Regions from separate parts of the Homo sapiens genome. Here region 1 is linked to region 2. A link is a loop called in an ENCODE intact Hi-C map of the cell type or tissue named here. Cell type or tissue: heart left ventricle. All regions are shown on one strand. Links, peaks and the distances in the headings refer to the core of each region. The heading gives the core; the rest is flanking DNA. Region 1 overlaps LOC105374308 (a long non-coding RNA gene). Region 2 has its middle 56 kb from the start of DLG1.

Evidence for each region. Peaks named below come from ENCODE experiments on the same cell type or tissue, not always from the same donor. Only the 100,000 strongest peaks of a DNase experiment are listed, where the experiment ranks them.
Region 1: it touches region 2 in a loop (2.0-fold over the local background); 3 of 110 quality-filtered maps call a loop at or near these places.

What each region holds. Positions count from the first base shown.
Region 1 is chr3:197,427,103-197,442,303 of GRCh38, reverse strand. The region is part of intron 3 of LOC105374308 (a long non-coding RNA gene); the gene reads left to right. Among named protein-coding and RNA genes, the nearest start is that of LINC02012, 75 kb to the left of the region's middle. In heart left ventricle, for the core only: no CTCF peak of the experiment used is centred there; no DNase peak of the experiment used is centred there; H3K27ac peaks cover 1,587 bases.
Region 2 is chr3:197,346,575-197,361,775 of GRCh38, reverse strand. No RefSeq gene overlaps it. Among named protein-coding and RNA genes, the nearest start is that of DLG1, 56 kb to the right of the region's middle. In heart left ventricle, for the core only: no CTCF peak of the experiment used is centred there; DNase peaks (open chromatin) are centred at 5,295, 6,885, 9,115 and 10,396; H3K4me3 peaks cover 1,722 bases; H3K27ac peaks cover 4,210 bases.

The DNA.
Region 1 (15,201 bases), core at 2,626-10,625, 81 kb before region 2:
TAACTATGCCCCTTTCTGATCCCAACCCTCCACCAGCCCCTCTTGCCTCTCTAGCTCCCAGCCTTCACCTCTCACCTCTCTCCCCTGTTCGTTCTCAGATACATTTTCTCCTAAGAAATGTTCATACCCTGCTAGCCTCCTTCATGGAAACAACTGTTCTCGGTATGCAGGGTCTCCCCTCCTCTCCTGACCTCTCCTGACCCTCCTCTCAGTCACACAATCCTCTGAGGTTTTTATCAAGTAAGTGGAAGCCGAGTGCTTTGAAGTAACTTGATTTGCCCTGAAACCACCTCAAATTCTTGGGGCTTCTCTTGATCAGGAGTAATTCTGGGCTACCCTGGAGCTCTCATGGTCACACAGGATCACAGGCTACCCCAGAGTCCTCTAGGTCTTCCCCAGATCTGCTTCTTAGGCTAGGAGAAGACAGGAACCAACAAATCTCTTCTATGGCAGATTGCTATGCCTCTCACCCTTTCCCCTGTCAAATCAAGCCCACAAGGATTTCTTTTTTTCTAAGAACTGTAGGCTACCACCTCTGCCTAGACTCACTCATGTATCCTTTCTTTTTTCTTTTTCTTTCTTTTCCTTCCTTCCTTCCTTCTTCCTTTCTTTCTTTCAGACAGGGTCTCACTTTGTCACCTAGGCTGGAGCACAGTGGTGTGATGTCAGCTCACTGCAACCTCCGCTTCCCGGGCTCAAGCTATCCTTCCACCTCAGCCCCCTAAGTAGCTGCAACCGCAGGAGTGTGCCACCATGCCAGGCTATTTTTTGTGTGTTTTTGGTAGAGATGGGGCTTCCTCATGTTGCCCAGGCTGGCATGCATCCTTTCATGCATTCACTCACTCATCAAACATAAGGGGAAATAGCTCAAGGATTCCAAGATGGGTATGTGCAAAGACCTGGCCTTCCAGATAATGATGACTGAAGATCTGGAGACAGGGCCCATCCCCTTCTAACACACACAGTGGTGGAAAAATGGGACTAGAGGCCGAGTTAGGGTTAGGGGAGGTTTTGCCTGAAGCCTTTTGCTGAAGCTGTGATCACTCCATTGCAAGGTTGTTTGCAAGTACACGCATTCCTTCCGACACAGCAGCATATACAGCAAAGCATGAAAATCAATAGGACGAGAAAGACCAAGGATTGTGCAGTGATAAATAGGTGTATTTATCAGCTTGCCCTTCTGTCTGAGCTCCCTGTCTTTCCAGGCCACCTTGCCCTCCTTTTCTCTCTAGAACCCATCTTGCTGCAATTCACAGGGGACAGTAAGAGGGTGGAAGACATCCCTGAGGGGACTTAGTGCATTACACATGGGGACCCCCACCATGACTTTGCCTAAGTCAAGCAGCGAGATGTCCTGTCTTCTTATGATGTCATACGCTGAAGTATTCTTTCAAACTTCTTGTTATCTTGGAACCACATCCATTTGCTCGATATCTTTTTGGTTTGTTTGTTTGTTTGTTTTTTGAGACAGAGTCTTTCTCTGTCACCCAGGCTGGAGTACAGTGGTGTGATCTCGGCTTGCTGCAACCTCCACCTCCCAGGTTCAAGTGATTCTCTTGCCTCAGCCTCCCAAGTAGCTGGGATTACAGCGGGCCACCATGCCTGGCTACTTCTTGTATTTTTAGTAGAGATGGAGTTTCACTATGTTGGCCAGGCTGGTCTCGAACTCCTGACCTCAAGTGATCTGCCCACCTTGGCCTCCCACGGTGCTGGAATTACAGGTGTGAGCCACCCAGACTAGATATCAATTTTTAGTTCTGAAGACACCCCAATTATTTGGTGTCACGAGTAGTCATAACACTAGACCATATTTTAAGGAACTCTTAGATAAAGAAAGACCAAATACTTGATAAAGATATGTAATGCAGTGGCAAATTTATGTACAACTGCTCAGAGGTGAAAAAGAGTATGTGGAGGTTGTTCTATGACTGGCCTAATCTTTCTTGAGAGTCCTCTCCCTGTTGTACAGTGCAAGTAAAGATCATGAGCACTTGACAATGAACAGTAACTCATTTGACTTCAGTTTTGAGAGGCTCACTGGGGCAAATGCTCAGAAGTGCTGATTTCTCTCCCGTCCCCCTGTTCTTCCCCAAGATGGCAGCAGGGTGGATGGGGAGTAGCCTTGGAGTTCTTGCTTGTCCTGTGCTGGCCTCTGGGTCTTTGTGGGTTCCTGTTGCTGGCCAGGTATTTGATTGGTTTATGATTTCCACAGTGGACCTTGTGGTTCAGTCAGTGCCTAGCGCACCCCCTTGCTGACTCAACACCTTCTGAGTCTCAGCTACATACCCCTCCAGCCTAAGACCACCCTATTCCTCAACGTGGATCCCGCATGTGAGGCCCATTGGCTTTTGCCTCAATGACCATCTCTATGTCCCAAGGGGTACATAGGAACCTCTGGGCTCTTCCATAGGGAACCTATGCTCCCTTGCGGGAGCATTGACACAGGCCTCTCCCCGCCTCACCACCGTATGTGAGCATTTTTCACTCTTAGTATGGCTACCCCCTCTTAGTGGTGGGGCCTGCAAGCTGATCTCACAAATGCCACCGTGGAATGGAAGGCGTGTTAAAAAAAAAAAAAATCTTTGCTTTTGCTTTCCCCCAAGACTACCTAACAACCCCTAATCCTAATCCACAGTCTTGGATTTCAAGCTTGGGGGTGGGGCTGGGGGGCCAAAAATCTCAGGTCTGTTTCCTTCCCCTATTTCTCTCTTTTCCTTCTCGCAGTGTCCACTGGAGCAAGAAGGGGAGGCTCTCACCTCTTTGCTTTCTGTTATGTCTTCCATCGTCCATAGGGCAGTGACCCTCATGGCTTGGCCACAAGAAAAGCAGGCATCTTCTCTAAACTATGGAAGAAATCATGAGGTGGGGCCCCCAGTCTTTTGGTATGGGAGATGCCAAACAAACAGGAAATAAAGACACAATTGCACTCCTTTACTATCTCCCGAATAGCTCCATTATGTTTTACATTTATGTATGATTCCTAGTCTTTCTCCAGATGAGTATTGTTGTCTAGGAAGACATAAATGTTAGGCAGATAATATATATTTTTAATTTCTACTCTATGAAAGTCACTATACTGGGGAAGGGGAAAACAAATGATAAGACATGGTCTCAGCCCCCAAGGAACTAACATTCTATGAACTGTGATAAATGTAAACCAGGAACGGAGGTGCAGCAGGAATTGTAAATGCTTGCATGGTGCAGTGCAACAGCTGACGCAAGAGGACTTGGTGTGCTTTGAATGAGATGCAAATTGAACGGGGATTGAAGAAGTCACAGATGACTAAAATGACTAGGATTTCAAGACTGGATGTCAGGCATATGGAGGTTTGGAGGTGATCTGGTTTGGTTTTGTATGCTCTGCTGCTAGAATTGTAGCTCTAATTGCTCACCACACACCAGGCCTCGTTCCTGGCTGCTCCTCGGAGTTCAGTGCACATGAGGCTGATGCGTGGATTTGCCCCCTACATGCCTGACTGGTTTTTAAAGAGAAAACAAGTCCATAGCAAAACTTGACTCTTTCAGCGTTTGCCAAAAAGACAAAAATGGCTTTTGAAAACCCAGAGCTCACCTCCCCTTTTCCCAGCTTCATCATTGACAGCAGCAATGATGCTTCATCATTGACAGCAGCAGCAACAGCTACAGCTACAGCTTAAGATACAGCTAGAGCTCAAACAGCCCCAGACATGGATTATGGAGAGCCAGCAGGGCTCCACTGTAACCCCAGACACGGATTATGAAGAGCCAGCAGGGCTCCACTCTAACCCCAGACACGGATTATGGAGGGCCAGCAGGGCTCCACTCTAACCCCATACACGGATTATGAAGAGCCAGCAGGGCTCCACTCTAACCCCAGACACGGATTATGGAGGGCCAGCAGGGCTCCACTCTAACCCCAGACACAGATTATGAAGAGCCAGCAGGGCTCCACTCTAACCCCAGACACGGATTATGAAGAGCCAGCAGGGCTCCACTGTAACCCCAGACACGGATTATGAAGAGCCAGCAGGGCTCCACTCTAACCCCAGACACGGATTATGAAGAGCCAGCAGGGCTCCACTCTAACCCCAGACATGGATTATGGAGAGCCAACAGAGCTCCACTCCAACCCCAGACACGGATTATGGAGAGCCAGCAGGGCTCCACTCTAACCCCAGACACGGATTATGGAGGGCCAGCAGGGCTCCACTCTAACCCCAGACACGGATTATGGAGGGCCAGCAGGGCTCCACTCTAACCCCAGACACGGATTATGGAGGGCCAGCAGGGCTCCACTCTAATCCCAGACATGGATTATGGAGAGCCAGCAGGGCTCCACTCTAACCCCAGACACGGATTATGAAGAGCCAGCAGGGCTCCACTCTAACCCTAGACATGGATTATGAAGAGCCAGCAGGGCTCCACTCTAACCCCAGACATGGATTATGGAGGGCCAACAGGGCTCCACTCCAACCCCAGACATGGATTATGGAGGGCCAGCAGGGCTCCACTCCAACCCCAGACATGGATTATGGAGGGCCAGCAGGGCTCCACTGTAACCCCAGACATGGATTATGGAGAGCCAACAGGGCTCCACTCCAACCCCAGACACGGATTATGGAGAGCCAGCAGGGCTCCACTCCAACCCCAGACACGGATTATGGAGGGCCAGCAGGGCTCCACTGTAACCCCAGACACGGATTATGAAGAGCCAGCAGGGCTCCACTGTAACCCCAGACACGGATTATGAAGAGCCAGCAGGGCTCCACTGTAACCCCAGACACGGATTATGAAGAGCCAGCAGGGCTCCACTGTAACCCCAGACACGGATTATGAAGAGCCAGCAGGGCTCCACTCTAACCCCAGACACGGATTATGAAGAGCCAGCAGGGCTCCACTCTAACCCCAGACATGGATTATGGAGAGCCAACAGGGCTCCACTCCAACCCCAGACACGGATTATGGAGAGCCAGCAGGGCTCCACTCTAACCCCAGACACGGATTATGGAGAGCCAAGAGGGCTCCACTCCAACCCCAGACACGGATTATGGAGAGCCAGCAGGGCTCCACTGTAACCCCAGACACGGATTATGAAGAGCCAACAGGGCTCCACTCCAACCCCAGACATGGATTATGGAGAGCCAGCAGGGCTCCACTCTAACCCCAGACATGGATTATGGAGAGCCAACAGGGCTCCACTCCAACCCCAGACACGGATTATGGAGAGCCAGCAGGGCTCCACTCTAACCCCAGACACGGATTATGGAGGGCCAGCAGGGCTCCACTCTAACCCCATACACGGATTATGAAGAGCCAGCAGGGCTCCACTCTAACCCCAGACACGGATTATGGAGGGCCAGCAGGGCTCCACTCTAACCCCAGACACAGATTATGAAGAGCCAGCAGGGCTCCACTCTAACCCCAGACACGGATTATGAAGAGCCAGCAGGGCTCCACTGTAACCCCAGACACGGATTATGAAGAGCCAGCAGGGCTCCACTGTAACCCCAGACACGGATTATGAAGAGCCAGCAGGGCTCCACTCTAACCCCAGACATGGATTATGGAGAGCCAACAGAGCTCCACTCCAACCCCAGACACGGATTATGGAGAGCCAGCAGGGCTCCACTCTAACCCCAGACACGGATTATGGAGGGCCAGCAGGGCTCCACTCTAACCCCAGACACGGATTATGGAGGGCCAGCAGGGCTCCACTCTAACCCCAGACACGGATTATGGAGGGCCAGCAGGGCTCCACTCTAATCCCAGACATGGATTATGGAGAGCCAGCAGGGCTCCACTCTAACCCCAGACACGGATTATGAAGAGCCAGCAGGGCTCCACTCTAACCCTAGACATGGATTATGAAGAGCCAGCAGGGCTCCACTCTAACCCCAGACATGGATTATGGAGGGCCAACAGGGCTCCACTCCAACCCCAGACATGGATTATGGAGGGCCAGCAGGGCTCCACTGTAACCCCAGACATGGATTATGGAGAGCCAACAGGGCTCCACTCCAACCCCAGACACGGATTATGGAGAGCCAGCAGGGCTCCACTCCAACCCCAGACACGGATTATGGAGGGCCAGCAGGGCTCCACTGTAACCCCAGACACGGATTATGAAGAGCCAGCAGGGCTCCACTGTAACCCCAGACACGGATTATGAAGAGCCAGCAGGGCTCCACTCTAACCCCAGACACGGATTATGAAGAGCCAGCAGGGCTCCACGCTAAAGAGGGGAAGGAAGATGGAAGATACTCTCTTTAGGAGCTGGTGGTGAAGCCAGGAGGCCCAGCACTCGGCGGTGCATTAATGCAACAAGTATTTATTGAGTGCCTACTATATACTAGGCTCTGTTCTAGGCATTGAGAATACAGTGGTAAGAGAGAGAGACAGAAAAGGACTACATTCTAGTAGAAAATATAAACAATAAATAAGTAAAAAACAAATATAAACATGAACTATAAAAATATCAGAGTGGTAAGTGCTATGCAAAAAATTAAAATAGAGTGATGGGCTAGAGAGAAGTTGAGTGGCCCCTTTGGAGGAGTTGGTCAGCGAAGTTCGGCAAAAAATATACTTCTTGTGGGCTTCTGAGTTGAGCATAAGTAACTCTATACTTATTATTGAAGTAAATTGTATTACTTGTCTCCACATGCCTTAGAGCTTTTGTGTGTAGTTTTTTCTGACATTTACAGTTTGTAAAGTATTTGGCAATAATTTAATAACAGGCCACGCTTGTTTTCTCTTAAGCTTCTATTATATTGGATTAAGATAGTCCAGTCTACTTCCAGTAGAAGTGGATGGAGTGAAAGATGTTGCTTCTTTGGCTCAAACTGCAAATAAGTCTGATAACCTTGCATAGAGAGCAATTTCCATGAAGAAAAATGGGGGAAGCAATCAATTCACTAAAGGAGGAATCAGAGGAAAGGAAATGAGGGCATTGGATATAGGAAACAGGGACCACAAGTTGGGAGCAATCTTCTCATTCTACTTGATGGGAACATTATACCTCCTTTCTTGTCTGTCATTTAATGGAGCTAATACTGAGCCATGGGTCATTTCCCCGTAAAACAACCTCTTGTTTTCTCTGAAAGGATCCTCTCAGGAATACACAATGCTTAATAGCCTTGCTCAGACACTCAGTCTAATGGTGACACCCTAAAACAACAAGCATATTGGCAATTGCAAACTAAGGTTTCTGAGACTTTACAGAAAGAATCACCAATAAGAGAGTAACAAGCCCAAGGAAAGGTCAGCTCATGCCAGTTTGGAGGCTGGCCTATTCCCGCCGAGTAGGCAGATGCAGCCATCTCCTCCCCAAGGGAGGACCACTAATGAGCGCAGCTCTGTGATTTAAAGAGCTATCGATTTGTCCGTGACATTCAAGTATTTCTGAAGAACAGGGTTTGAAATATGCTGTTTCATAGCATTTTACCCCAAATGGCCGCATCGAATAGAGATTGGAATAATATATAGAAATGAAAGGCACCGTATTCCCTTAAACCTCATTATCCTTTTGATTAGCCAATTCACATTCTGTTCAACATTCTGCTTAATTTGCTTTTTCTGTATGGTGAGATCAATAACTTTAAGTGTTGTTTCTCGAAGTTGCTATTACTGGTGGGAGACTCAACAAGTTAACAGTCACCACGTGTAATATCAGTAGCTTAAGTGCACAATACCTAGCTGGGCATGGAGGCGCGTGCCTGTAATCCCAGCTACTTGGGAGGCTGAGGCAGGAGAATTGCTTGAACCTGGGAGGCAGAGGTTGCAGTGAGCTGAGATCGCACCACTGCATTCCAGCCTGCACGACAGAGTGAGACTCCATTAAAAAAAAAAAAAAAGTACAATACCAAATGGGAGGGATCTGAAGTGATTCTTCCTTTTGTCTTCCCTGTGAGAGGGACAATTTGCTGACTTCTGAGGGGAAAATCTAGGGGAAGATTTGTAAAAGTCATCTTCTAGTATAAAGAGATACTTGTGTTTTGGCTTCTCAGAGGACTAGAGCCCTCATTGCCAAGCGGAGACAGGAGACTATGTGGAGAGAGGAGACTAGTTAAGTGGAGAGAGTTATGTGGAGAGAGGAGACTAGTTATGTGGAGGGAGGAGACTAGTTATGTGGAGAGAGAAGACTAGTTATGTGGAGGGAGGAGACTAGTTATGTGGAGAGAGGAGACTAGTTATGTGGAGAGAGTTATGTGGAGAGAGGAGACTAGTTATGTGGAGAGAGGAGACTAGTTACGTGGAGAGAGTTATGTGGAGAGAGAAGTGCTCGTTGGCTAAAGGAAGACACCTTCTTCATGCTGTTTGGGTCAGTCAATAATAGGAAGAGTTTCTGCTTAGCAGGGAGCTAAAGCTGAGGTTTGACATAGCAGAGCTGCCGTATGTGAAAATGGAGGTGGGAGTAGTGGCGGGCAAGCCCTCTTCCCAGCCCAGCCCACAGCCCCTTCTCAGAGAATCAACTCCCTGTCTCCCTGCTGAGTCCCCTCAGCACTCACTCCCTTAACCGTCTGCCACAGCTGATTAGATCGTGGGCAGGCACGTAACTCCAGCTGGTCCAGTCAGACACGTTCTGACCTAGGAATGTAAATTTGGGTCGCGGAAACTTAGATTTTTTTTTTTTTTTTTTTTTGAGATGGAGTCTCGCTCTGTCATCCAGGCTGAAGTGCAGTGGCACAATCTAAGCTCTGCTCACCGCAATCTCTGTCTCCCAGGTTCAAGTCATTCTCCTGCCTCAGCCTCCTGAGTAGCTGGGATTGCAGGCATGCACCACCACACCTGGCTAATTTTTGTATTTTGAGTAGAGACAGGGTTTCACCATGTTGGCCAGGCTGGTCTTGAACTCCTGACCTCATGATCCACCAGCCTTGGTCTCCCAAAGTGCTGGGATTACAGGCATGAGCCACCGTGCCCGGCTGGAAACTTAGGTTTCTGATAAGCACTTGAACTATGGGTTGGTTATTGCTATGGTTTGAATGTATGTGTACCTCCAAAACTCAACTGTTCAGATCTAATACCCAACGCGATCGTATTAAGAGGTAGGGTCTTTTGGGAAGTGATTAAGTCATGAGTATTCTACTCTCATGAATGGGATTAATGCTCTCATCAAAGAGGTTGAAGAGGGCACCCTAATCCCTTTTTGCCCCTCCATCTCTTCTGCTGTATAAGAACACAGTTCATCGCTTTTGCTGCCTTCCACCACGCAACAAGGCTTCATCTTGGAAGCAGAGAGTGAGCCCTCACCTGACACTTAATCTGCTGACATCTTGATCTTGAACTTCCCAGCCTCTAGAACTGTGAGAAACAAATTCCTATTATTTACACATTACCCAGTCTAAGATATTTTGTCACAGCTGCACAAACAGACTGAGACAGATAAAAAGCTAGTATCAAGGCACCCATGTTCAGACATGGTTAAGTGAGCAAAGAAAGATAATAATGAAAGCAAACGCTTGCAACGTGCCTGGCACTGTTCAAAGAACTTTACATATATTGATTCAATCTCACAACAATCTTATGAGGTAAAAGTACCATTGTTATCTTTATTCCCACTTTACAAATGAGGAAACTGAAGAACAGAAGCTTAAGGAACTTGCCCAGAGTCACCAATAACTAAGTCGTGGGGCTGGCATTTAGCACCCTGGCTTGGAGACTGCCCTTAATCACATACCACATGCTAAACTGTTCTCTGGAGAGAGAGAGAGAGATTGAGAAGGCATGTGCCTTAGAGAGCCAGAAATAAAAGACAATATAGCTCTAGAGAGAAAGAGATTTGGAGAGACAAGCCAGTCTGGCTCTTGTCAGCTTTGCAGTTTCTGGCATTAATTCCTATGAAGCCTGGCCTCATTTCCTGTCTTGGGGCTCCACCAGATCCCTCTATTTCTAATCAATGTTCTTTTTTGCTTATGTTAGCTTGAATGAGTTCTGTTCATTGCAACTAAATGCTCTCTGACTCAAGAAGTTGGAAAATGAAGGAATATTTTCCAATAGGGGGTCTGCTAGAATTGTGTTATGTTAATCAGCTACAGAAGTATGTGAGAGATGTTTTAATTTTGCTCTTTTAAAAGTTCACACAGTATACTAAGCAAGGATGATCTAATTGCTTTTATAGCCAAGAGTAAGTGATTCCAATTTGTCCTGTCTCTGTCCAATGACTGGGACCAATGCAGTCATGGCTGCCCTTCCGTCTGGTGGAATTGGAACTGAATTACAGGGATAGAATTTTGGAATGGGAGTAAATTAAGAACCAATCAATCAGAAGAAGAGTATAGATGATGTATCCGTAATGAGTCTTAATTTTTATTTCTTAGTTAATGGGTTTTAATTATTGCATGAGTTCTCCATTGCTGCATTACAAATCATCTCAAAAAACTCAGTGGTTTAAAAAAATCATTTTATTATCTTTCATGGTTTCTGTGGATCAGGAATTCAGACAGGCCAAAGCAGAGATGGCTTGTCTTTGCCCCACAATATCTGGGACCTCAGTTGGGTGTGGCTGAGGGCTGGAATAATCTGGGGGCTGCCTTCCGCTCATATGTCTCGCTCTGGTGTGACTGTTCGCTGGGACCTCGCTTGGGCCATCATCCAGAATACCTACATTTGACTTCTTCATGTAATTTCTCACATGACCTAATGGGTCTTCCCCATAGCGTGGCTGCTGGGTTCTAAGAACAAGCATCCCCAGAAAGAGCCAGATAGAAGCTGCATCACTTTTCATGATCCAGCCTTGAAAGTTGCATGGCATTCCTTCTGCCACAGTCACAAGCCTGCCCACCCTAGGAGGTGGGAGTGGAGATCCCACATTTTGAGGGGAGAAATGTCAGAGTCACATAGTTAGAAGATAACATTGGATGGGAGTTGTTGTTGCAGACATCTTTGGAAACTAGCATCACGGCAAAATACAATGACAAATGTTGACTTAAAAAAATACATTGTGTGGAAGCCTATAAGCCTCCTATTTCTTTAAAAAGCAGAGCACTTGGTAAAGTTTTAAGTAGCCTGATTATAATTTTCATCACTTGAAAGAAACAAGTAACAGCAAGAGGACCAGCAAAGAACTGTGAGTTATGTGAAAATAATAACAGCTTGGGCCAGTGTCCATCCTATTAAAGCAGGATGTGTGTCTTCAGACTTACAGACTTGAGGAAAGCAGATTTCAAAACATTCAAAACAGATGATCTCATAGTGAGAACCTCTGAAAGGGAGTATGGCTAAGAAAGGATGGCTCTAAAAATAAAATTCAGAACCTAAAATTGCAAATGATCCTAATGAGGAAGAAAAGAGACATCCAAAGAAAACAGCATTTCTGCTGATGAGCGCCAATTTGAAGAGAACACACACAAAGATGGAAGGAGGGGCACAAAATCAAGGGTGTATACAGAAGAATGTCACAAACTCTTACGAATCTCAGAGGAAATCAAAAGCATAGAGAAGGTTGACGTTTCAAGGGTTGAGGGAAGCTAAAGATAAATCATCAAAAAGACCCGTTTGACTGTGTGTAGAAGAACAGGGAAAGAACAGGCATAATCCACTTTCAAACCATAATATCATCTGTTAAAACAACTAGTTAGCCTACTAGATGATGACACAATACGTCTGGAAGAAAGAAAAGCTTCAATGCAAACACAATTTTGTAACATTTCCTACAAGTGACAGAGAGAACGTCAAATGAGTTCCCTAGCAGCCCCAGAGGGACGAAGCTCTCTAGGAGCCGAATTTCCTTTGTGGGGCAACGTATGTGGAGACCTAAGGCAGCAGTTGGGGTAGCAGAGGGCCTTCTTTTTTCTTTTTTTCTTTTCTTTTTCTTTTTCTTTTTTTTTTTTTTGAGACAGAGTCTTGCTCTGTCGCCCAGGCTGGAGTGCAGTGACACGATCTTGGCTCACTGCAACCTCCGCCTCCCAGGTTCAAGTGATTCTCCTGCCTCAGCCTCCCAAGTAGCTGGGATTACAGGCGCTTGCCACCACACCTCACTAATTTTTTTGTGTATTTTTAGTAGAGATGGGGTTTCACCGTGTTGGCCAGGAAAGTTTTGTTCTCCTGACCTCGTGATCTGCTTGCCTTGGGCTCCCAAAGTGCTGGGATTACAGGCATGAGCTACCGCGCCTGGCCGCAGAGGTCCTGCTGAGTCAGGGTATCTGGCTTCAGGATGTGGCTTGAGCAGGTGACTCTGGGTGAACTGGGATTGTGCTGCTTCTCTGTTTAAGATTCTTTTATACCACAGTGGGAGAGTCTTAGATAATTTTTCAAGTCCCTTCAAAGGAGAAGATGCCAGGATTTGGAGAGCTTGTGTGTTTCATCTCTGTGAACACCCTGTCATGGAGGGTCTGCACTAACTAGTGTGCTGGGTCCATGCTGAATAGAAGAGGGAAGTAGGCCTGGAGAGTCTCAGAGTAATGGCGGCTTCCTGGTGCTCCTGCTCCTACCTAACTCTTGGTGTCTCCTTTCAGGACTAGGTGGGGAGTCTCTGGGGACTGAGGCACTTCCAGCCCTCGAATAAGTATTCCCAGGAAATGTACCTTCACCCCCAAGTCCTAAGCAGATCCCAGCATGTCCAGGCAAAAGTAGGGAGTCGTATTGAGAACAAATGAACAAATGGATGAGGCTGTGACCTGAATTGATGCCACACACCTTGCAGCTTCTTCCCGCCTCCCTCAGCTCCCCGATATCTCAGACTCAGAGTTTAGGGGGAGCTTCTGATGCTCTGGATGGGGACTATTACTTGGGTGGGAGGGAAGGGAAGGTTTACTGATAACATAAACATGATCCTAGCAACTTGTAGATGTTAACTAAAACCTGTGCACAGAAGATCAGAGAATTTCTCTTTTGAAGGCTGAAGGGAAGAGAGAGCAAGTTTGTCTCCTCTGCTGCCAGAACAGAGCGGGGCACCCTGAGTTTATCCCATCTTTGTCCTGGTCTGTTCCTATTGACAAGAGAGGCTCCAGGTCTCACCCCCTATCCCCCAGGTAGGAGGGTAAGCCCACTGCACTGGGGTTTCTAATTTCGGGGGTAATCCCTTCCTTCCATGCCAGGCAGGAGGGTGGGGAGACCCCTCTATCCAAGTCTTTGATCTGGGTTGGAGCAAAAGAGAAGGACTTCTATAAAACTGTCAGGGAGATGGGAAGGGGGCTTGAAAGAGAGGTTGTAAATGGGCAGTTCACCTTTGATCACCCGCCCCAGATCCTTTTTATAGCCCAGGATTATGGGTTTAGAAGTGCGCTTCGTGTGTCCCCGAAGGAATCGTGTGACTTAAGAACATTGTTCTTAAAGTTCTTACATTGTTCTGAAAGTTCAGAGAGACTGCACACAAAGGACTTTCGTTTTCATTAAAAAAGGAGAAAGAAAAAAGAAAAAGAAAACATCAGCTCAAATCATGCAGCGATCCCTAAGTTAGTAATAAACTGGAAACCCAGTCTGTTTCTTTCCATGTAATAGGATACTTTCTGGCCTGGTAATTCCACTAAAATCTATTAAATGATGAAGGTACAAGATATATTTTTATTCCCCATTCCCCTGCCCTCCAGACAAAAGAAGGAATTTGCTGTCTATTATTGCTAGATTTTTATTTCCTGCTGTTAAAACGTCAGAGAAACAGAAGCTTAATTGTCTGAGTTTTGTCACTTGGGTATAAAGAGATGTTAGAGCTGACTGCTAATTTCCAATTTGTTTAATGTGTGTGGTCAAATACTTCGCAGACAAACTGATTCATCATGGCTGTATCTCTGTGTGTTTCCACACGTCTCTATCCCCTCCCACCTCCATCACCACTCAAAGAGAAGGAAAGTTTGCAATCTGTTGTTCATCTTAAACTCTGCTCAGTCTTTTGCTGGGAAATATAAACAGCTTCCCGCCAGTGTTGAGGGAAAGTTTGTGATTTAGGAGAAGCAAGCGTCTTTTCAATGTGGCTGGTTGTAGCCACCGCCCTTCTCCTTGCTCAGTGAGCCCTGCTCTCTCAAGCAGCATAGCTGTGAACAGCCCTGTCCCCAAGCCGCACTAGTTGCCACACCCTGGGAACGCCCCTTTTCCTGCCACAGCCCTGGCTTCCCCTGCGTGTGCATCAGCTGGAAGGCTAAGTCAGATCTCTGTGAAGCTGGAAAGCTTGCCTGGCATCTGTCACATTTCAGCTGCCACCCAGGCCCATTCCAAGCCCACTGGAGTCACGTGGAGCAATCTCTTCCTTGTCTAATAAGCACCTTTGTTCTATGATTCTTGGTACCTACCTCCTTCTCCAGCATCTTTGGCCCTCACTAAGGTGGAAGCAGAATCCACTACTCCCTTAGCCAACATTGAGCCATGGGGCCCAGAGAGTGGGTCGGCAGCAGGTCTAGCCCAATTACAGAATTACCCAGTCCATCATTGTCTCCGAGTGGGGACAACCAGCATCTGCTGGACAGTTAGGACATTCTTTCTTGCGGTGAGATGGCGACAGAACTAAATTCCTGCACAAGTCACCGACAGCCATATGCGAGGGTCCCAGGGCTGGGAAAGTGGACAGCAACCTCTTGAGAACTGGAGGGCCCATTTAAACTTACAGCAGGTTCCTGGAGGCTGATACTGACAGCAAGGGATGGGGCCCTGCTCACAGGAGCTGATCAGGGGAGTCCTCGTAAAGACAAATATTGAAGACTTGAGATTTTTTTCCATTACAGAATCATTGTCTCGTTTTTCCTGTCCTTGGCTACACACTATCATACACATATACCACAAGTTCATCTTTCTCTGTGATTATCAACAAGCACCAGAGATTTTCTTCCATTCTCTGCCTAGCGGTGCACAGCCTCCCAGGGGACAAATCACAAGGAAATTAGTGAACTCCAGGTGTTTGCATATGTATTTAAATATTCAATGCCTGGGTGTTTATGATTCCAAAATATCTGGTTGGGGTAGTTAAAACCTCAGGCAATTTGAGACAAATGAGTCTAAGTATTCATGTATTTATCGCTCATCTAACAAATAAATACCGAGTGTCTTGCATGAGCCAGGAAGTATCCAGGGAACAAGACACAGACCATCGCTGTTTGTTGATGCATAGATAAGCCCTTGGTGGATTAATCAGACCTCTCACATGCTAGCTGTTGCTCTGGCTTTTTAAAGAGCCTCCTTCTGTGTCCTCGGATCTGTGTCAGCTATCTCCGGCAGTCCGCTCGTGTCTGGCACACATGCACTCTGAGCTGCTTGGAAATAGGGCATCATCTCCACTCACTCTCATCTTGATGGGAT
Region 2 (15,201 bases), core at 3,167-11,166:
TTGATGCATGGAGGGTTTCCGTAAACTTTTAAATTTGTTTTTAATGTTAGGGCCAATTGGATTTTTTTTTTAGTAATTTAGATATTCATTAATATTAACACAGATAGAATAGTTAACCTTGATTGAGTACTTATTATATGTTAGGTACTTGTATTAGTCATCTAATGCTGTGTAACAAGATACCCCCAAACTTAGCAGCTTTAAAACAATAAACATGTTGCATTAGTTCATTTTCATGCTGCTGATAAAGACATACCTGAGACTGGGCAATTTACCAAAGAAAGAGGTTTAATTGGATTCACAGTTCCACGTGGCTAGGGAAGCCTCACAATCATGGTGGAAGGCAAGGAGGAGCAAGTCACATCTTATGGGGATGGTGGCAGGCAAAGAGAGAGAGCTTGTGCAGGGAAACTCCCATTTTTTTAAAACCATCAGATCTTGTGAGACTCATTCACTATCACGAACAGTGCAGGAAAGACCCACCCCCATAATTCACTCACTTCCCACTGGGTTTCCCCCACGACACACGGAAATTGTGGGGGTTACAATTCAAGATAAGATTTGGGTGGGGACACAGCCAAACTATATCATTCCACCCTGGCCCCTCCCAAATCTCATATCCTCACATTTCAAAACCAATCATGCCTTCCCAACAGTCCCCCAAAGTCTTAACTCATTTCAGCATTAACTCAAAAGTCCACAGTCCAACATCTCATCTGAGACAAGGCAAGTCCCTTCCACCTATTAGCCTGTAAAATTAAAAACAAGTTAGTTACTTCCTAGATAAAATGGGGGTATAGGCATTGGGTAAATACAGCCATTCCAAATGAGAGAAATTGGCCGAAACAAAGGGGCTACAGGTCCCATGCAAGACCAAAATCCAGCAAGGCAGTCAAATCTTAAAGCTCCAGAATGATCTCATTTGACTCTGTGTCTTGCATCTGGGTCACATTGATACAAGAGATGGGTTCCCATGGTCTTGGGCAGCTCCGCCTCTGTGGCTCTGCAGGGTACAGCCTACCTCCTGGCTGCTTTCACAGACTGTTGTTGAGTGTCTGTGGCTTTTCCAGGCACACGTTGCAAGCTGTTGGTGGATCTACCATTTTGGGATCTGGAGGATGGTGCCTCCCTTTTCACAGCTCCACTAGGTGGTGGCCCAGTAGAGACTCTGTGTGGGACCTCTAACGCCACATTTTCCTTCTGCACTACCCTAGCAGAGGTTCTCCATGAGGACCCCACCCCTGCAGCAAACTCCTACCTGGGCATCCAGGTGTTTCCATACCTCCTCTGAAATCCAGGCAGAGAGAGGTTCCTAAACCTCAATTCTTGACGTCTGTGCACTTACAGGCCCAACACCATGTGGAAGCTGCCAAGATTTGAGGCTTGCGCCCTCTGAAGCCATGGCCCAAGCTGTACTTTGGCCCCTTTTAGTCAGTCTCTAGGCTGCACACAGCACAGAGACCCTGGGCCTGGCTTATGAAACCATTTTTTCCTCCTAGGCCTCTGGGCTTGTGATGGGAGGGCTGCCGTGAAAACCTCTTACATGCCCTGGAGACATTTTCCCCATTGTCTTGGGGATTAATATTCAGCTCCTCATTACTTTCTGCAGCCAGCTTGAATTTCTCCTCAGAAAATGGGTTTTTCTTTTCTATCACATTGTCAGGCTGCAAATTTTCTGAACTTTTATGCTCTACTTCCCTTATAAAACTGAATGCCTTTAACAGCACCCGAGTCACATCTTGAATGCTTTGCTGCTTAGAAATTTCTTCTGCCACATACCCTAAGTCATCTCTCTCAAGTTCAAGTTTCCACAAATCTCTAGGGCCAGGGCAAAATGCTGCCAGTCACTTTGCTAAAACATAGAAGAGTCATATTTACTCCAGTTCCCAACAAGTTCCTCATCTCCTTCTGAGACCACCTCAGCCTAGACCTTATTGTTCGTATCACTATCAGCATTTTTGTCAAAGCCATTCGACAGTCTCTAGGAAGTTCCAAACTTTCCCACATTTTCCTCTCTTCTTCTGAGCCCTCTAAACTGTTCCAACCTCTGCTTGTTAACCGGTTCCAAAGTCACTTCCACATTTTTGGGTATCTTTTCAGCAGCACCCCACTCTTGGTATCAATTTACTGTATTAGTCTGTTTTCACACTGCTGATAAAGACATATCCAAGACTGGGCAATTAACAAAAGAAAGAGGTTTATTTGGACTCACAGTTCCACATGGCTGGGGAAGCCTCACAATCATGGCAGAAGGCAAGGAGGAGCAAGTCATATCTTATATGGATGGCAGCAGGCAAAAAGAGAGCTTGCGCAGTGAAACTCCCATTTTTAAAAAAACATCTGATCTCATCCCCATAATTCAATTACCTCCCACGGAGTTCCTCCCACGACACATGGGAATTGTGGGAGTTACAATTCAAGATGAGATTTGGGTGGGGACACAGCCAAACCATATCACATGTATTATGTCACATAGTTTCTGAAGGTCAGGAGTGACTTAGCTAGGCGGTTCTGGCTTAGGGTCTCTGAGGTTGCAGTCAAAGTGTCATCTGAGAAGCTGCAGTCTTCTGAAGACTTGATGGGCTGGAGGAGCCACTTGTAAAATGGCTCACACATGGCTGTTGGCAGGAGGCCTCTGTTCCTTACTGCGTGAACCTCTCCATAGGACTGCTCACAACACATGATCCAAGTGATCCCCACGAACACGTGATCCAAGAAAGAGAGTGACCAAACAGGAAGCCTCAATGCTATTTTACGACCTAGCCTTGGAAGTGACATATCATCACAGTTGCTGGATTCTATTGGTTACACAGACCAATCCTAATATCATACAGGAGGAGATCCCATAAGGGTGTAAATACAGGAGACAGAGATTGTTGAGGACCGTCTTGGAGACTGGCTATCTCAGTACTTCACATACACAACCTCACTTCATCCTCACAAAACTAGCAAGTAAAGGCCCTGCTTCTCTAGATGAGGTGAAGATGGCTCAGAGAAGTTAAGTGAATTCCCAAGGTCTCTCAGGTAATGAACAGCAGAGCTGTGCCTCCCCCAGGTCTCTCATGCAAAGGCTGCCAAATCTACATGTTTGCACTAACAACCACTCTACTACACCACTCCAACAGGAATCCTTCTTGATCCATTCCCCTGACTCAACGCACTTTGCAGCGGCTAAATCTTTTTTTTTTTTTTTTTTTTTTTGAGATGGAGTCTCTCTCTGTTGCCCAGGCTGGAGTGCAGAGGCGCGATTTCTGCTCACTGCAAGCTCCGCCTCCCAGGTTCACGCCATTCTCCTGCTTCAGCCTCCCAAATAGCTGGGACTACAGGTGCCCACCACCACACCCGGCTAATTTTTTGTATTTTTAGTAGAGACGGGTTTCACCATGTTAGCCAGGATGGTCTCAATCTCCTGACCTCATGGTCCGCCCACCTTGGCCTCCCAAAGTGCTGGGATTACAGGCGTGAGCCTGTAATTTTTTTGAGACCGCACCCAGCCTGCAGCTGCTAAATCTTTATCAGAAAATGTTCATTCCTGATTTGTTAAAGAAAATTTAAACTAGGAATAGAAAGATTTTTCCTTACCACAACCAAATGCAACTCATGATAGTGACAAATATAATACTTAATTAGAAAATATTAGACATGGCCGGGCACAGTGGCTCATGCCTGTAATCCCAGCACTTCGGGAGACTGAGGTGGCCAGATCATGAGGTCAAGAAATCAAGAACATCCTGGCCAACATGGTGAAACCCCGTCTCTACTAAAAATACAAAAAATTAGCTGGGCATGGTGGCGTGCGCCTGTAGTCCCAGCTACTTGGGAGGCTGAGGCAGGAGGATCGCTTGAACCCGGGAGGCAGAGTTTGCAGTGAGCTGAGATCGCGCCACTGCACTCCAGCCTGGTGACAGAGTGAGACTCCGTCTCAAAAAACAAAAACAAAAAAGAAAAGAAAAGAAAATATTAGACATAGGGCCATACCACCCTGAAGGTGCCCAATCTTGTCTGATCTCAGAAGCTGAAACATTAGACACAGTCTTGTTAAAATCAGGAATAAAAATCTCTACCATTACTACTATTATTTAATATTGGGAAGATCTGATTCATGCAATAAAATAGAAATAAGAAGTAGAATTATTCAAAAGGAGAAAAAATTATCATTAGAAATTCCCAGATAATCAACTGAAAACACTTGCTGATATTAATGAAATTCCATCAAAGGGCCGTATCTAAGATACATGGCTCGGAGCAGCTGCCTTCCTGTAGATCAGCAATAACCAGCAACAAGACATAACAAATTGCCCTTCTCCCCCATCTCCCCTGTGCCGCCCGGGAGCCTGTGCTATGGTCGTGCTCATTCTGTGGTTGAGCATTTGCACCTTGTCTTAGTCCCTTTGAGCTGCTCTAACAAAATGCACTAAACGGAGTAGCTTGTAAACAGCAGACATTTATTTCTCACAGTTTCAAAGGCTGGGAAGTCCGAGATCTAGGTGCCTGCAGAGTCAGTGTCTGACGAGGGCCCACTTCCTTCTCACTGGAAACTCACAGGGTCACAGGGGCTCACTAGCACTCTGGAGTCTCTTCTATAAGGGACTCATCTCATCCATGAGGGCTCCCCTCATGACCTCATGACCTCACTTCTCAAAGGTCCCACCTTCTAATACCATCACCTTGCTCATTAGGTTTCCCCCTGTGAATTTTGGGGAGACATACAGTTCAGATCACAGCATGCCTTTTCATGGCTTGTGTGTGGAGCAGGTGGCCTGCAGGTATGCAGCTGAAGGGCTGGGAGGTGCGATAGCTACATGAGGAACCCTCATGCTGGAAGTAAGTGTTCCAGGTAATTCTAGGACTGTCCAACCCCCTGAGGCATAACACGCAATATCTTGCCTGCCGCTTTGGGTTTTCCTTTTCAGAGGAAATAAATGATGGAAGATAGGATTCTGGCAGGAACTGGTCAGTGTCTCACCTATAAAAGCCGAATCGAGTAGAAAGTGCCCCTGGTTTTTTAATCCAGAAGATCTAGGTTGGGGTCCTGGCTCTGGCACTATTCACCCTGTGTCCTTGAAGAGGCTACCCACCCACCTCTGTGTTCTTCACTTTCTCTCCCTGTGCGGGGAAAGTCGGGTTGCCCGTCTCCTAAGAGTCGTGGGGAGAATGGAATACGATGATGAGGGGGAAAGAGCTTTGCAAACGAAAGTACGATGGAAACAGAAAGTGAGACTGTTAGAATCAAGGAGGGCTCCACGCCAACCTGCTGACAAAGACTCACTCAGTGCCAGCTCTCTGACCGGTCCCCACACTCTGCACTTGATCCAGCCGTCACGCTACACCCTGGTTCCACACAGGGCTCACACTTGGGTGAACTGATCCAGCCGTCACGCTACACCCTGGTTCCACACAGGGCTCACACTTGGGTGAACTGATCCAGCCGTCATGCTACACCCTGGTTCCACACAGGGCTCACACTTGGGTGAACTGACAACAGTGAGCTCCTTTGGACCTTGTGGAGTCTTTTTTTTTTTTTTTGAGACAGAGTCTCCCTCTTGTTGCTCAGGCTGGGGTGCAGTGGTGCGATCTCAGCTCACTACAACCTCCACCTCCCGGGTTCAAGTGACTCTCCTGCCTCAGCCTCCTGAGTAGCTGAAATTACAGGCACCTGCCACCACAACTGGCTATATTTTTTTTGTATTTTTAGTAGAGACAGGGTTTCACCATGTTGGCCAGGCTTGTCTCAAACTCTTGACCTCAGGTGATCCGCCTGCCTCAGCCTCCCAAAGTGCTGGGATTCCAGGCATGAGGCAACACCTGGCCCCATGTTGACTCTTGTGGGCAGAGAGGACAGGCACAGGAATGCAATTATCTTGCAAGATTATCCAGACCCAGTTTCCTTATCCAAGGATGAGCTTTGATTTCTCCAATGGCTTTGTTTGTATTGTAATGTCTACTGTGAGGTCCCAGGGTCAAAAGGGCAGCATTTTTTAGATATCACCTCCCTTTTCAACAGAGAGATGGTAGTACATCCTATCTCAGGGCAAGGCTTGATGCCTCTCTTGGGCTCTAGGTCTGGTCAGCAAGAGAGTTGGTGACCCTCGGTAGGTCCCAGGGGAAATGACAACGACAAGCTCCTGCAATGTCTTGGGGTACGAGTGGGCAAATGCCGTGAGTGATGCAGAGCAAGGATGGAGGAAGGGTAGCCTTAGCAGTCATCAGAACATAGAGAGAAACAGGCAGGCACTTGGAGAACACGGAACAGGCCAGGGAGCCAGGAGGAGCCAGGAGCAAGGCCGAGGCTCCGGGCTCAGGGCCCCTCGCATCTTAGGAGTTTAAGGTTGACTCTCCTGCTTAGAGCCCACACCTCTGCAGGCCTTCAGAAGTACCACGCTGAACACCAGATAGGATTTCTCAGGTGAACATTTCTCCACCTGACTTTCCTGCTGTGTTGGGAAACAGAGATTCTACGATGGCTGACTCCAGTTACTAAGCCCTCTCTGCCTAAAAGGAGCCATTCCCCCAGCAGACTAGAAAGTGCGTGTGTGTATGTGGGCATGCGAGTGGTGAGGACAGGGGTGTTGCTTAGGAAATGGGGCTGGCTGCTCCCCATATTCCTGAAATGACAGCAGAGGCCTACATCCACAGCCAAGGCTGTGTGGGCTGCCGTGGATTGCAGACCCCAGGCCTCCTGCAGGCTGAGTATCTGCGCTTGGATACTCCTCCCCCTCAACTGGGTCTGCCCTGGCCACAGGACCCACAGGGTCCCTATCGTGGTCCTGGGAGCGGGGAGCTACGGGGGGAGCCTCTTGAGCTCCCCAGCTTGCCTGCGGGCCTGGCCCTGGATTAAAAGGCTGGCCGCCGTAAACCACAGCTGAAGCCCAGCTGTCCCTGTAAGTCTGCCCGGCCCACTTCCCGAAGCGTGTCGTCTGGAGACGATCCTCAGCTGTCTGCTGAGAGCTAAGAAACTACTTGAGCGTGAAGACTTCTGGTGCAAACGGTGCGTGTCCCCAGCTGAGCCACTGCTTTGTCCTGTCTCCCGCCAAGTCCGGCATTTCTCTTTAGCCTCATCTCCCCCGAAACTCTTTGCTTTTTCTCTCTCTGAATGTGTCTCGTCTCTCCGTCTATAGCTCTGCCTCTGTGTGATTTCGTCTCCATCTCTCTGCATGCCTGCCTGTGTATTCCTCTATGTTTACTTCTCTGTCCTGTCTGTGTGTGTCTGTTTCTGTCTCACTGTGTGTTTGTTTCTCTCTGTCTCTCTTTCTCTGCTTTCAGTCTCTCTCTGTTTCTTTCTGTCCCTTTAACACTCTGCTCTCTCTGTCTCTCGCTTGCTCCCTCTGCCCACACGTCTGTCTGTCCCCCTGTCTCTCTGTGTGTCTCTCCTTCAGTCGTCGTCTCCTTGTCTCTGTCTCCTTGTCTCTCAGACTGCCTCTTAGTTTCTCTCTGTACCGCTGTCTCTTTCTGTCTGTGTGCATGTCTCTTTCAGTCTCTGTCTCTTTGATTCTCTCTGCCTCTCAGACTCAGCTCTCTGTCTCTCGTTCCTTCATTCTTGAATAAAGTGCCCAGGGGAAATGTCCAGCAAGAACAAGACCCTCCCCGGACTCCACAGAACAGAGTAGGGTGGACTGCTAGGCTGGGTCCATGTGCCAGGTTGGCTCAACAGTTTTGCTGGGAATTCCCCTCTGGCCACAAGAAGCCATGGCCAGGGAGGGAAAGTGTCCAGCAGTGGATTCTGGGCCTGCGAAGCCAGGCTCCATCTAAGCTTACTTAAGAAGCAACAGTAATAGACCCCCCACCCCCCGCCTTAGGGAGCAGCAGAAAGGTGATTACATGCTGTGTCAGCTAATCCCGTGAAACCCTGTGTCTCCCTCCAAGGAGTCAAACATTCTCAGTCCTTGTATTCCTCCATCCTTCCAAGTGGCAGGAAAGACCTTCAGAAACCAGTGTCTGAACAAAATGCCAGCAGGAAAACCACAGGTCTCTGCTTTATCTAAGTGAGTGGGAAGAAGGGCTGAGGGATGGATCAAGAATTAATGAGGATACAGTAAGTAGAACAATGTACGACTCCATAACCTGAGAGCTTTTGAAAGGACAGCTGGAGCCAGTGCTTCTGGCCGTACATACCTGTGATCAAGTTACACCCTCTCCCCACAAAATAGCCACCTAGCAACCAATACAATATGAATCAGAGTCATAATCACGGCCATTTCTCTTGAATCAGGGGTCCTGCCAGCCACTCTTCATGTATCTGCTTAGTCCATCCTACCAAAAACTCTAACAGTCACCTCCCCATTTTACAGATGAAGAAACTGAGGCTCATAGAGGTTAACTTGCCCGAAGTTACAGTTAGTGAGTAGAAGAGCTAAGATAAGAACTTAGGACTGCCAGGCTCCCAGCCAGCCTGCTCGCCTCCCTGTCAGTCACTGTCACCTCACTGTCACTGTCACTGTCACTCTGAAGAAACATTCTGAGTCAAGTAGAGATGTTCTTTTCACATTTGAGTGTCCTTTTCTGTAGGTGGATCAGAGTATAGAGACATCTGGACACAATTAAGCAGCAGGTCAAGCTGACCTCCCTTCCCTGCCTTCCAGGCAGCAGGTGGCTTCTGAGCATGACCAGCAGCAATGCTGTTCCAATCAGTCCAGGTAGCGCAGGCCCACGGTCATGTCTCTGGAGCTTCGGCAAAATAGTTCACTTGCTGTGCCTGCAGCTCACCAGTGGTCAAAAGAAATCCATTAAGAGCTTAAGAAAAACATGTAAGAGAAAAATTCATAGTTGAGAAAATTCTATTATGCTGTGTTTCTTTTGAATTGGGATAAAACCGACATTCTACACATCATCATGGCAGAGCACTTTTCCACCAGACTTGACCTCAAGGCCTAAGAACAGAGGCAAGAGTCCACCGAAGACTCCTCGTCCGGGGCAACAGCAATTAGGAGGCGTGCATGTGCCTTTCAGGTCTCAGGTCAGAGAAAATTTCGGAAACAAGGTAAAAAGAAAAAGGGAAGAAAGACACTCAGTTCATTCCTCTGTGAATGCCCCACTCCTTCCTTCAGTGGAGAAAGAGGTCTCATCCTCAATCATTGCTCCTGCAGACACAGCGGGGGCAGGGCAGCATGGAGGAAAGCCAGGCAGTGCAGCGTGCTGCCACACTCACAGATATGGAAACCTGCCGAGGCTCTCTGAGTTAATCTCCCCTGGCCATGACCTCATGGGAACAAGATGTGTGTATTTTGTGCCAGGATGAGACTGTGGCTTCACACACAAAAAAAGTTTATGAGGTTTAAAATAACTCATTGCTCTGATTGTACCACAGTGACCCAGAGAGCACACACCCAAAAAGGATTTTGGCCCAATTGCCAAGTTGATGGTCTTTATAGATGACATAAACGGGATTCCGTTCCATTCTTCAAATACTTCCCGAGTTCCTACTGTGTGCCAGTACTGAGCTAGACACTGAGGACACGAAAATAAATCCGCCATGCCCTCTGACCTGAGAGAGCCGATAACTCCAGGCAGGGATATCAAATAGAAACTCAAATATCTATCTTCAGCATATATATATACATATATATTTTGAGACACAGTCTCACTCCAGGCTTCAGTGCAGTGGCATGATCTTGGCTCACTGCAACGTCCGTCTCCTGGGTTCAAGCTATTCTCCTGCCTCAGCCTCCTGAGTAGCTGGGATTACAGACATGCACCACCACGCCCAGCTAATTTTTGTATTTTTAGTACAGACGGGGTTTCACCATGTTGATCAGGCTGGTCTCCAACTCCTGACCTCGTGATCTGCCCGCCTCTGCCTCCCAAAGTGCTGGGATTAAAGGCGTGAGCCACCACGCCCGGCCCCAGCAGATATTTTCTGAGGGCCTACTACATGCCAGACATTCAGAACTAGCGATTACCAAAATGGTAGTCTAATGGCAAATTAGACTCTCTTTGTTGACCAGCTAAACCAGATTCAATTCAGTTTCATGGACAAGTCCCTATCATTTAGCAACTTTTAAAATGCTGTCCTTCCTGCTAGACTGTAAGCTTCATGGGGGCTGGGGCTACACACATGCCTTGTTCACAGTGTGTCTTCAGTGCTGAGATGGTGTCTGAAGACGGTGTCTACAGACGGTGAGTGGTCAAGAAATCCATGAACCTGGGGAAGTTCCTAGGCTATGGGGGGAGCACAAGATGGAGAAGGGATGAAGAACAAAGGGTTCACTCACAAATTATCCTCTCTCTCTCTCTGTCTCTCTCTCATGCACACACACACACACACACACACACACACACACACAGAGTCAATTAATGACATAGAGTGAACTGTAGGCCTCAAACTGCCACGGCTCACAGAAATTGTCATGGTTCCCAGGCTCTGAGCCATCGCGTGGCAGATACCTTGGTTGGCTCTCTCAACACCCACTTCAGCCCCTTGCCCTTGCCATCATGACCACAGAGTCTAGAAAGCTGAAGTACTTAACTTCCCAGCCTCCCTGGCAGCTAGGGATGGCCATGTGACATAGTTCTGGCCAGTGAGATGTTGGCGATGTCTCTGGGCAGGGCCCTAAAACTAGGGACCCTAAAACTAGGATGGTTGCAGTGGTCTGGAATCTTTGGAGTCTTCCCTGCTTCAAGAACCCGAGGACTAGGTTTGAGGGGGAAAGAGGTGGCACCGAGGGAGAGCAGAAGCTCACGTCCTCGGGATAAGTCTTAGCTGCTCTCTGACCCACTTCTCCTTCCTCATCCACCCTTTCTTATTGTGGCAGCCTCCCACCTCCTCTGCCTTCCGTCTTCATGCCAAACACATTTAAACAATTTGGGGCGGAATAGTATTTGTTAGTTTCGGGCTCTGATTCTCCACGGGAGTGATCTTCAACCAAACAGAAAAGATAATGGTAAAATACCTCATTCAGATTTACTTCAAAATAATATGAAATGGGAAGTGAGTGGGGTTACCGCTGCAGCAGGATTGGCTCTGAGTTGATAATCGCTGGAGCTGGGTGATGGCGTTATTCACAACAGCCAAAAGCTGGAAGCCACGTAAGTATCCGTCGACAGACGAACAGGTAAACACAATGTGGTGTGCACAGTGGAACACTCTTTAGCCTTAGAGAGGAGGGAAATTCCAACACATGCTGCAGCATGGACGAAACTCGAGGGCGTTGCGCTAAGTGAAATACGCCAGTCACAAAAGGCAAATACTGTATGATTCCACTCACAGGAAGTAGTTACAATAGTCAAATTCCTGGAGACAGAATGTAGAATGGCGGTTGCCAGGGGCTGGGGAGGGAGGAAGGGGGATGTGTTGTTTAATGGCTGTAGTTTCAACTTTATAAGATAAAAATAGTTCTGGAGATGGTTGCAGAACACTGTGAGTGCAATTAACACTACTGAACCATATCCCTAAAATGGGTAAGATGGTACATTTTATATCTATTTTACCTCAATTAAAAATTTTAGGCCGGGAGCGGTGACTCACGACTGTAATCCCAGCACTTCAGGAGGACGAGGCGGGTGGATCACTTGAGACTAGGGGTTCAGGACCAGCCTGGTCAACATGGTGAAACCCCATCTCTTCTAAACATACAAAAATTAGCCAGGTGTGATAGGCACCTGTAATCCCAGCTACTTGGGAGGCTGAGGCAGGAGAATCGCTCGAACCCGGGAGGCAGAGGCTGCAGTGAGCCAAGAAGATCACGCCACGGCACTCCAGCCCAGGCGACACAGTGAGACTCTGTCTCAAAAAACAAATGAAACAGCTCTGAGGTAGTGATTCAGGGACTACCTGACTCTAGAGATCGGAAAACCTGAATAGAGTGTGAAGACACGGGGATTCTGGGACAGCAGCAGCTTAATGTGTCTGCCTTCCCTCCACATAACATACCATTCCAGACACTACCCACCACCTCTTCCAAGCCAACTTGTTACTGCGGCCAGCAGGTAGGCAAGAGCCTGAAGGAAATATGCTGGGTGGTGAAGTGGGGCTTCCTCCCCTCTAAGAGAGCCTGGACGAGATTCTAAGGGAAGTACCGCTCTGGCCACATACACATACTTGTCTCCTCAGCCCCCAAAAAGCTAAGGAGGAACTGAACAGGTGAGCTGTGAGACCCAGGGGCAGCTCCTCTTGCTCAATAGGGAATGCCTACTGGTCTGCCTGCTCTTACCTGGACCTCCAGGGACCGACAGCACCGAGGCCCCTCCACAACCTGTGGTTTTCTAGCTGCTGAGCCACAGGGGTCAGGCAAAGAAAGGAAACAACATACCAAGGAGGCCGAAGGCGCAAAGGGAGGAATGCACCAAAATTCCAGAACGGGCTTCCGGGGAGACAGAGCACAGTGCAACAATAACAACAGCAGAAGAACTCAACGAATATGGCCTGAAACTTCAAAACATTCTTTTTTTTTGAGACAGAGTCTTACTCTGTTTCCCAGGCTGGAGTGCAGTGGCTCGCTCTCGGCTCACTGCAGCCTCCGCCTCCTGAGTTCAAGTGATTCTCCTGCCTCAGCCTCCTGAGTAGCTGGTATTACAGGCGTGTGCCACCACACCTGGCTGATTTTGTATCTTTAGTAGAGATGGGTTTTCACCACGTTGGCCAGGCTGGTCTTGAACTCCTGACCTCAAGTGATCCACCTGCCTCGGCCTCCCAAAGTGCTGGGATTACAGGCGTGAGCCACCGTGCCTGGTCAAAACATTCTTATTTAACCAAAAAGTGAAATGGATAATTTAAGTGGAAAGATAGCCAGAGATAAGGCTTGAATTCGTGGCTTGACGGATGAATGTGAGGAATACTGCAAACCACAGAGCAAAATGCAGAGGGGTAGAAACTGTCGGGGAAAATGGGAGCCATTTGCAGGGCAGATTTAGGAGACCTAACAGGGGACCAATAACTGAATCAAAGAGGACAACAGGGACAAAAGACAGCGGCCTGACAGATACAGACTCACGGGTTATAAAGACTGCAGCCTTGGAATTGTGTACCTAGCCAAGCCATCATTCACCCACAGGAGTGAAACACACACACACAGACACACACGTATGCAAGGATTCAAAAATTACATCGCTCACATGCAGTCTCTGAAGAAAAGAGTTTTAAAGACCTCAACCAAAATAAGCCCGGCGCAGTGGCTCACGCCCTATAATCGCAGGACTTTGGGAGGCCAAGGCGGGTGGATCATTTAGGTCATCTCAGAAAAAAAAGAAAAAAAAGACTTCAACCAAAATCCAATGAATTCTAACAGAGAAGAAAAGAGGAAACAGAAGTGAATGATAAATCACGCTTAACTATATATGTGTAGATATACATACATATTTAACCATATATACCCACATATGTGTGTGTATATATATGTATTTATGTATGTATTGATATATACATATGTATTATTAAATATAAATGGATAATGACAGACTGTCTGGAAATGTGTAACACTGAATAAGGATTCTTGAAATAGAAGTGAAACACTGCAAAGGAAATTCTCAACCTCCTGAGCAGCAGGGATTACAGGCATGCGCCACCACACCTGCCTGATTTTGTATTTTCAGTAGAGACAGGATTTAGAAAGAAAAGTGCTAAGCGGTTTCAGCTGCACCTAGACGCTGGCAACAGGGCGTGGGGAGTAAAAGCATCCCACAGACTAATTGGGGTGACAGGAAGAAAATGGGGAAAGTAACGGTATTCTGAATGTCTCATTGGTGGAGGAAAGAAACACCTGAAGGGGAGGAATAGTCAGAGAATAGTGTCTGAGTGGAGAAATCATATCTCGTATCCCTATAATACTAAAGAAATAGAGTTTGATTATGAACACCAGGAAAGGAAAGGTGATATAACCATTCGCGGAATGAAAATGTCCACATTAATAAGGGTGGAAAGCAACCTGAGCAAGCCACTAAAATTAAGAAAAAAAATCATTAGAAACATAAGCTGGAAGGAATAAAATGAAATACAACAGTTGTACACTATTGTTGTACACTATCTCTGTGTACACAGAGAATGAACTGAATTCTCTCTTTAAAAGGCAGAATATAGACTGGGCTAAAAAACCAAAAATCTATCTTTTTTTTTCTGAGACGGAGTCTCGTGCTGTCACCCAGGCTGGAACGCAGTGGTGTGATCTCCGCTCACTGCAACCTCCGCCTCCCGAGGTTCAAGCGATTCTCCTGCCTCAGCCTCCTAAGTAGCTGGGACTACAAGCACGTGCCACCACGCCCGGCTAATTTTTGAATTTTTAGTAGAGACGACATTTAACCATGTTGGCCAGGTTGGTCTTGAACTCTTGACCTCAGGTGATCCACCCGCCTTGGCCTCCCAAAGTGCTAGGATTACAGGCATGAGCCACCACGCAGCACAGCCACAAAAACCTATCTTAATCCTGTTTATAAGAAACAGACTTTAAATGGAGTGATAAAGGAAAGTTTAAAGTCCAGGAATAGATCCATGCAGATGGGAAATTTTACTACATGGTAAGAGTGCCATTTCACATTATTGGGAAATAGATGAGTATTTCCACAAAGAATGCTGGGACAATCAGATATTCATTTGGAAAAAAGCAAATTTGGATTAAAAGGAAATCACCTGGGCCGGACACAGTGTCTCACGCCTGTAATCCCAGCATTTTGGGAGGCTGAGGCAGGTGGATCACCTGAGATCAGAAGTTCTAGACTAGCCTGGCCAACATGGTGAAACCCTATCTCTACTAAAAATACAAAAGTTAGCCTGGCATGGTGATGTACGCCTGTAATCCCAGCTACTCAGGAGGCTGAGACAAGAGAATCACTTGAACCCAGGACGTGGAGGTTGCAGTGAGCCAAGGTGGCGCCTGCACTCCAGCCTGGGTGACAGAGTGAGACTCCAGCTCTAAAAAAATAAAAATAAAAATAAAGAAATCACATGAAGCAAAATAGACACACTCAAGAAAATTAAAAGACAAGCAACAGATTCAGATAAAATGTTTCCCACATATATTTATTAATAATAGACAAAGAAGTAATAGCTATAATGTGTAAAGATATCCTAAAAATCAATAAGAAAAAGGCAAGCTACCAAATATAGCAATGGGCAAATAATATGTACATTTCACAGAAGAGAAAAGCCAAATGGCCAACAAACCCATAAAATGATGTTCAACCTCACTTGGAATAAATGGGAAAAAGCACATTAAGGCAACGCCTTTTTTCTCTCATTGGATCGACGAAAATGTTAAAGATTTATAATATCAAGTG